Linked DNA regions of Homo sapiens: region 2 is linked to region 1. Evidence: chromatin loops called from intact Hi-C (ENCODE). Cell type or tissue: Calu3. All regions are shown on one strand. Links, peaks and the distances in the headings refer to the core of each region. The heading gives the core; the rest is flanking DNA. Region 1 has its middle 88 kb from the start of PLG. Region 2 overlaps LOC105378093 (a long non-coding RNA gene).

Region 1 (4,390 bases), core at 317-4,316:
AGCCACTGCACCTGGCCACACAATCCTTTATCTTAGCCTAAACATTTCCTTTCTATTTGTAAAAAAGTAAAGTAGAGGTTCCTCTTCAAAGACTTTCCTCCCCGCCTAATTAGAAATAAATAGTAACTTCTCTTAGAAGCAAAATTTATTCAAAGAACTGTACTAACATTCTTAAATATCTGCTAGCCGTAATAAAGAAATCAATGTACTTTGTGTTCTTAGCTCCCACAATTTAGACTAAATATTTGCCCTGACATGCTTATACTGATCCAAGCAAGCATTAGGTCATAGCCAGTTCCTCTTCCTTATTTAAAAGTATTTTTACCTTTCTCAGCATTCCACAAGTTACTTCCTCCTTCCTTTGTTTTCCTCTACCTTTGCCTCTTTTAAAAAGTTCTAAGTTGTTAGCCAATCGGGACAAATACAGAATGTGAGGTCCCATTCCAGCCAATAGAAACCAGACACAGCAGTAGGGTGGACATGTCAGGTTATAAATGACCCTGTCTCCTTTGTTTGGTGAACTCTCATGGCAAAACTGCTGGTGAGTGTACCCTTTCTGCAGGAAGTAAAAATGGCCTTACTAAATAAATTTATGTTCAAGTGCTATTTCTTTATGGCACTGGGGAACAAGCATTTCAAACAATTTGGTGTCAATCCGTACAGGGATACATTCTCCTCTAGGGGTGGTCTCCAGTCCTCTCTCATGAGGGAGCATGCTCCCCTACCTCATTGAAGGTGCCTCAGGGATGAGAAATTGAGACCCACCCAGTGTGGTGAATAAACCCGGACTCTCAGCAATGCAAAAAAATAAAAAAGAAACTGGCCAGCAATCTAGCTTAAAGGATCTTCACATACTGCAGCGACAACTCTGTGCACAGACCAAGGAAGGAGAAGCCGCAGGAGCTGGTAAAGTATTTCCTTGATGGTCAGATGGTAAAGCATTCCTTGGTTAGGACATACCAAGGAGAGAGAAACTGCAGGGGTGGTAAAGTATTCCTTAGTCAGGATGTCTTGGAGGTTAGAAAGAGGTGAGAAATCCCCATGAGGGGGGTTAAACCTCAGAGAGAGGTGAGAAATACCCAGGGTGGGGGTTGAACCTCAGAAAGAGGTGAGAAAGCCCTGGGGAGGGGGGCGGGGGTTGAACCTCAGAAAAGGTGAGAAATCCCCGGGGGGTGGGGGTTGAATCTCAGAAAGAGGTGAGAAATCCCCGGGGGCGGGGGGGGGGGTTAAACCTCAGAAAGAGGTGAGAAATCCCTGGTACGGGGGTTAAACCTCAGAAAGAGGTGAGAAATCCCTAGGGGGAGTTGAACCTCAGAAACAGGTGAGAAATCCCCAGAGGGTGTTGAACCTCAGAAACATGTGAGAAATCCCTGGGGGTTGGAGGTTGAACCTCAGAAAGAGGTGAGAAATCCCCGGGGCGGGGGTTAAACCTCCGAAAGAGGTGAGAAATCCCCAGGGTGGGGGTTAAACCTCAGAAAGAGGTGAGAAATCCCCATGAGGGGAGTTGAACCTCAGAAACAGGTGAGAAATCCCCGGGGGTGGGGGTGAACCTCAGAAATAGGTGAGAAATCCCCAGGGGGAGTTAAACCTCAGAAAGAGATGAGAAATCCCCAGCAGGGGTTGAACCTCAGAAAGAAGTGAGAAATCCCTAGTGGGGTTGAACCTCAGAAAGAGGTGAAAAATCCCCAGGTTAGGGGGGTGGTTGAACCTCAGAAAGTGGTGAGAAATCCTGGGGGTGGGGGTTAAACCTCAGAAAGAGGTGAGAAATCCCCGGGCAGGGGGTTGGTTGAACCTCAGAAAGAGGTGAGAAATCCCTGGGCAGCGGGGTGGTTGAACCTCAGAAAGAGGTGAGAAATCCCCATGAGGGGAGTTGAACCTCAGAAAGAGGTGAGAAATCCCCAGGTTGGGGGTTGAACCTCAGAAAGAGGTGAGAAATCCCCATGAGGGGGGGTTGAACCTCAGAAAGAGGTGAGAAATCCCTGGGCAGCGGGGTGGTTGAACCTCAGGAAGAGGTGAGAAATCCCCATGAGGGGAGTTGAACCTCAGAAAGAGGTGAGAAATCCCCAGAGGGGGAGTTGAACCTCAGAAAGAGGTGAGAAATCCCCACGAGGGGGCGTCGAACCTCACACAAAACTCCTGTAGTAAGAAAAATATTCAGAAGCCCCCTTTCCTTTCTTCTTGGGTTAAGAAAGAGTAGCTCCACTCCCACCAGTCCTTCCCCTAGGGGAAGGGGAAGGGGAAGGAAAGGGGAAAACAGCAGCATAGGTGGCTGGCAGAGACAAAGGAAAGACCAGCAGAGAAGAAAAAGAAACTAGGAGAGGAAGTCAGAGAGAAAGAAAGCAAAAACAGCAAGCACAGAGCCAAACAGCCAGGCAGGCACACCAAGGGTTAAGTATCTCTCCCCAGCCCAGCTCTATGTGAAAAAGATGGTGGGGACAGGCACCTGGAGGAGAGCAGAGGAGGTGAATGGGCATAATTCTTGCAATTTGCACCCAGCACGAGAAACTAAGTGTAAGAAGAAAGGAAAGAAAGTAAAAAGGGGAATTGGGAAAAAAAAAAGAGAGAGAGAAACAGAAGGCAGTGTGTGCACGGGGGCAGGGCCCATAGAAATTGGGAGAAGAAAGGGAAACGGGATGACAGAGAGAGAGAGGAAAATAGAGTGCAAATGAGAGAGAGAGAAATAGAGGGAAAGAGTAAGTAAGAGAGAAACCAGAAGAGACAGAAATCAAAGAAAGACACAGAGGGTGAAACTAGGAAAAGAAATAGTGTAAAAAGAATGCAGAAAGTTAAGACATGTTGAAGATTGTCTGTGAAAGTCATAAGAAAAACTATAAAAGGGAATTTATGCAAGAAATATTGTATAATTTAAAAGTAATTACACCTCCTGAATATAAATTATTAAAAAATAGTTTATGTACAAGGTATGTAAGAAAAATAAAATATACTTTTAATAACAGGATTATAAGGAGGCATAAGAATATGGATTTTTACCTACATTAAAGTTTAAAAAAAATTTTGTTTTAAAGGTTTAAGCAAGTTTTAAAATGTTAATTGTAAAGGAAATTCTGTGTGTAAACATATTGGCTAAAGTTAAATGGGTATCATCCAGTTTTTCTGTGAACTGGACATTAAAATAAAAGCACAATATATTTTTCTTAAAGCACTAAACTGCTCTTTAACAAAAATTACAAAAAGTTAAAAAAAGTCTATAAAAGTTTTACCTTATAGTCAGACATTAAAACTGGATAATGTCTACAAGATTTTATTATAATTAAGTTTAACATTAATAGCACATTAATATAAAGGTAAAATTTAACTTATCTAGTATAAAATCATACAAAAACATTGCCAAACATAAAATGGTGTTTAGCTTTCTTAAGGCCTGAAGGCAGCCAGGTAAGTCACAAGGCCCCTCATCCCCAAGGCCACAATGCGCAGGGGCGGTAAAGGCCACAAGAAGGCCAAGACATTAAGACGGGGCAGGGCCACAGAGTCCCCTGGGTGGTGCTGAGCAGGAATGGAGCAGTAGGCATCACCATGAGGCCTCAAGCCCCAGTATATGCAGCAGAAATTATATACTTAATTTATCTTCCACTTTCCCTTCCCTCGAAACTAGAAGTCTTTCAGCACAGGTACCACCCCTAGAATTTCCCGTACATCAGCACCAGCCTGCAAACCACGTCCTCATCAAAAGCTAGAAAGAAGAAACTCAAGCCAGCCTGGGAAGAACCCTATTTTATGCTGTTAACCACTGAGACTGCCATCTGCACAGCTGAGAAAAAAAAAAAATTGGACCCACCATACTCAAGTCAAGAAAACATCTTCCTCTCAGAATCATGGGTTACTGTACTAAGATCAAGCCCTACTAAGTTAACGTTAAAGAAAGATTAATTTTCATATACGTTCTATATTTCTTCCTTTCCTTTCCTTATTCTGTTACTAGCTCCTTTATTAATAATATAACTAAGTCTGACTCACCTAAGTCTGACTCACCTATTGCCTTTAATACTTGCTCTGTCATACCTTGAGGAAATGTAAAAGATCAACAACAACTAGCCTTTTCACACAAATATTTATGCCCCAGCACTCTAGTTGACACAGTTACCCCTAGCACTCATTGTTGTAATGACCTGCAGCCAAGACGCTGATCTTCTGCTCCTACCGCCTGGCAACCTTGTAGTAAATGGGACTACATCCCTTAAACTACCCAGGAGCAAAGCTGGATTTCCACGAAAAGGTTTCTGCAGATCTAAAACCCCTCATCTATTTCACTAAAAGGACTACCCCTTCTAACTGTCAGCCTTATCTATATAACCCTGTCCTTCTCTTTATCACCCCTTCCACCTTAACTAACTCTAGACCTGCCCTTAGTCACTTCTATGGTATAAGA
Region 2 (4,390 bases), core at 173-4,172, 130 kb after region 1:
TGCCAACAGGGAGAGGGCACTTTTTACCGTGGTGCACAATTCACTTGAGACAAACTGCTCAAGTCGGGATGTTCAGCATCACAGAACGTTTTAGGTGGATACTCGCAACACCTGAGCTCATTGCAACAGCAACAGGAGGAGGCTACGAAATTATTACAGAGGTGCAGTGTGCACTATGGTTAAGTTTATGCAGTTACAATTTTTTTTTTTTTTTTTTTAGACAGAGTCCAGCTCTGTCGCCCAGGCTGGAGTATAGTGGCGCAATCTCAGCTCACTGCAACCTCTGCCTCCTGGGTTCAAGCAATTCTCCTGCCTCAACCTCTGGAGTAGCTGGGATTACAAGCACTTATCACCACGTCCAGCAAATGTTTGTATTTTTAGTAGAGATGGGGTTTCACCATGTTGGCTATGCTGGTCTCAAGCACCTGACCTCAAGTGATCCACCTGCCTCAGCCCCTCAAAGTGCTGGGATTACAGGCGTAAGCCACTGTACCCAGCCAATGCAGTTACAATTTAATCCTTCATCTTTATGTTTGTTTACACTTCTCTCGACTGAGAATAGCACAGCGTATGATCTGTGAGTGTGTGCATAAGTTTTGATTACTTTTAACTTTTTGTAATAGTTTTGTGTATATTTAATGGTAGTAAATGATAGACTAAGTATCTAAATACACTTTATGCATTCATGACATACATAACTTTCTCTTTATTTTTTCAATATGTCTAGCTACATGGTTTGTCTTTGAGTATTTTTCAAATTGCAACAAAACTCCAAAACATTTCAGATCTGTGTTGTTCAAGGATCAACTATACATCTAAAAAGTACAAATCAGTCTCTACCCTTCCCCAGCCTCTCTACCCTAAAGAAACTACAGGAAACTTTCACGCACCAGATTTGTGGAGATTCTGCTGCTGCACTTGTAGGAGGCATAAGAATATTCAAATAAGATTGGAGACAAATTGAATTTCCTTAGCTCTGCCCAGCATGAGGCCTGCAATCAAGATTCACTGAGGTCCTGTTATGAAAGAATGGATGTCTCTTACAACATTAAAATGGTACATTCCTTGCAAGTATTTACAAAGAAAGTCATAAACACTGCTGGGCGTGGAGGCTCATGCCTGTAATCCCAGCACTTTGGGAGGCGGAGACAGATAGATCACCTCAGGTCAGGAGTTTGAGACCAGCCTGGCCAACATGACAAAACCCCATCTCTATTAAAATACAAAAATTAGCCAGGTATGGTGGCACACACCTGTAATCCCAGCTACGCAGGAGGCTGAGGCAAGAGAATCACTTGAACCTAGGAGATGGAGGTTGCAGTGAGCCAAAATTGTGCCACTGCACTACAGCCTGAGTGACAGAGCAAGACCTGGAAAAAAAGAAAGAAGGAAGGAAGGAAGGAGAGAGAGAGAGAAAGAAAGAAAGAGAAGAAAAGAAAGATGAAGAAAGGAAGGAATGAAGGAAGGAAGGAGAGAGAAAGAAAGAAAGAAGAAAGAAAGAAAGAAGAGAAAGAAAGAAGAAAGGAAGGAAGAAAGAAGAGAAAGAAAGGAAGGAAGAAAGAAAGGAAAGAAAGAAAGAAAGAAAGAAAGAAAGAAAGAAAGAAAGAAAGAAAGAAAGAAAGAAAGAAAGGAAGGAAGAAAGAAGAAAGAAAGAGTCATAAATACAAGGAAAGGTCAACCTCACCAGGAGGTGAGGTGGAGTTCACCCTTCTGTCGCACCTGAAGTGGAAACTGCAGCCAGGTCACAACTTCCTAGGTGACGCACGTCCGTGCAGGCTGGACTGCATTGCTGGCCTGACATTTGCACCTGCCAGCTCCTTGCCACACCCACGTTCCACCTTCCTCAAGCCCAGGCTCTGCTACCTGGGAACTGCCATTCCAGGCCAGCTCGTTTCATCACCATGAACATCTCTGAATAGCCCCAAGAGGACAGTATCATTTCCAAATGAAAACAGCAAGAACTTAATTAACCTATTAATTAATCTATTAAGGACTCATACAAAGCATCCCTCTGACACCATAAGGGATTTATGCAAGTTTATCTGTGTCCTCAATGCCAATGTGCAGATTGTTTTTATGGCTGTTTCAGTGTATTAGGGCATATCAGCGAGGAGACTTGTACTAATTAACCTGGAGGTGGCCCTTCTTTCTTTAGTTGCCCTTTTCCACATATTAGCCTTTGTTCATCAGTCCCTGGGGCCATGTGATGAGACGCTTATCAGCTCTCATGTCTGGTAAAGAGATAGCTGGCTCAGTTAGCACAGTGGTTAAAATGTAATCCACTAGGGGACACTTTCTTTTTCTTTCTCTTTTTTTTTTTTTTTGGAGATGGGCTGGCTTTGTCACCCAGGCTGTCTTTGTCACCCATGCTGGAGTGTTTGTCACCCAGGCTGTCTTTGTCACCCATGCTGGAGTGTTTGTCACCCAGGCTGTCTTTGTCACCCATGCTGGAGTGCAGTGGCACAAACACAGCTCACTGCAGCCTTAACCTCCTGGGCTCAAGTGATCCTCCCACTTCAGACTCCAGAATAGCTGGGACCACAGGCACATGCCACCATACCCAGCTGTGTGTGTGTGTGTGTGTGTGTGTGTGTGTGTGTGTGTGTGTGTGTGTGTGTGTTTATTTTCTGTAGAGACAGTGTTTTGCCATGTAATCCAGGCTGGTCTTGAACTCCCAGGCTTGAGGTATCCTCCCACCTCAGCCTTCCAAAGTGCTGGGATCCCAGGTGTGAGGCACTTTGCCTGGCACTAGAGGACACTTTTTAAGTGAGCCCTGACTAATTTGAGGCTCAGTGAAGTGATATATTTTTAATTGAGTTGTGCTTGAAAAAGTCTAGATACCTATTCATCTTTGAAAAAAATAATTTTCATTGGCCATCTCCTCATCAGACGTGTTACATGCTTAAGACAAATATTAGCAGAGAAGAAGATACTCAGTCCCAGATAACTTAGTAGCCTGCACTGAGGCGGCACCAGGACTCACCAGAGGAGAAACCAGGGTCCTTCTGCCCTAAGTTCCAGACCCACCATGAATAAAACAGAGATGCACCCAATCATCCTTCCCATCTCTCACATTCACTGATCTCTCAGCTCATTCAGAAAAAAATCCCATCTCACACTATGTGGAGGAGACCAGTCATGCAGAAAACATTTAAATCTTTTCAGAAAAGCAAATGAGTGCACACACAAAAATGATGAAATCTGAGCAAGGTCTCAGGACTAGTTTCTGACATTGTGCCAATGGCAACTTCCTGGTTTTAATCATGAACTATAGTTACATAAGATATTGCCTGGGGAAGGTGGGGCAACAGGTACAGGGACCTCTCAGTACTATATTTATAACTCCTTGTGTTTATAATTATTTCAAAACAAAAATTATGTATTTGGATGTATGTGTATATGTATGTATTTGCATTTATATGTGCCTATATTTAGATACATGTGCCTATTTTTGGAGGACCTAGGATGATGTAACTGCTTCCATACTAGTTAAGAGAATTCCCAATGTCCAGGGAGAGTCCACAGTAAAAGAACTTCTAACTCAGGGTGTGGAACTCAGCCTTCGGCTGATTCTCGTGAGCTCAGAGGACACATGGGTGGGACAGAGAGGCCTCTCCACCACCACACTCCTTCCCTGGCTGGAGGCCAGATGGTTAAGGACTGATGGGTGCCAGAGAGCAGCAGCCCCCCAGAGTCCAGAACCCAGAGACTGGAGGAGTCCATGCCTGCTCCTGCCTCCCAGGTATTCAAGGGAGACCCACCATCTCCACACATCAGCAAAACAGAGGCCCTGAGTAATGACTTCGCCTTCCTCCTCTCCTCCTGCAGCCTGACCAGCTCCTGGGTGCTGCAATCCATAGCTGGGGAGGAGAGAAGGGAATGTCAGTGGAAACCACTTTTGCTATAAACGCTCATCCTTCAGATATTATTTCAGTGGGTACAGTGTTTAGTGCTGTGCTGGGTGCTGGGGAATCAAGAGTAAATAAGGGGCCCCCTCTGCCCTCAGGGAGTTTTTGGTCTCATGGGTTTGGGGCAATGCAGGTCTGTAAACTGGAATTGTAAAAGTGAAGTGGCCCAGGTCCCATTTGTTATAGTTGTGCACAGAGAGACAGTCTTTAGAGGTGAGGAGACACTTCCCAGAGGAAGTGACACCCAAGTTGAAACTTAGAAGACAGCCAGAGGGATGAGAAAGGAGAAGAATTCCGAGGAGTCCTAATTAGGCAAAAGGAGTCAGGCTGGTGGGACTGAGGGAAAACAGAAAGAGTAAGCAGATGAGCTGTAAGTCTGCCTTCCTTCATGGTCCAGGACCATAGCCCTCCTGCACAAATAACTCACAATCTTCCTGTGCCCAGCTATCACCAGGCCCTCAGCTGATAGAAAAATGCAGGTT

The links. Hi-C counts contacts between places; a loop is a spot of excess contacts. Peaks named below come from ENCODE experiments on the same cell type or tissue, not always from the same donor. Only the 100,000 strongest peaks of a DNase experiment are listed, where the experiment ranks them.
Region 2: a loop joins it to region 1, with 3 times the contacts of the local background. A loop is called at or near these places in 1 of 110 quality-filtered maps.

The regions. Positions count from the first base shown.
Region 1 is chr6:160,788,057-160,792,446 of GRCh38, forward strand. It overlaps the pseudogene LOC107986665. Among named protein-coding and RNA genes, the nearest start is that of PLG, 88 kb to the left of the region's middle. RefSeq lists enhancers at 1,225-1,744, 1,785-1,834, 1,845-2,354. In Calu3, for the core only: CTCF peaks have their summits at 2,059 and 2,263; DNase peaks (open chromatin) are centred at 2,115, 2,415 and 3,485.
Region 2 is chr6:160,916,718-160,921,107 of GRCh38, forward strand. The region is part of intron 1 of LOC105378093 (a long non-coding RNA gene); the gene reads right to left. Among named protein-coding and RNA genes, the nearest start is that of MAP3K4, 73 kb to the right of the region's middle. In Calu3, for the core only: no CTCF peak of the experiment used is centred there; DNase peaks (open chromatin) are centred at 1,794 and 3,244.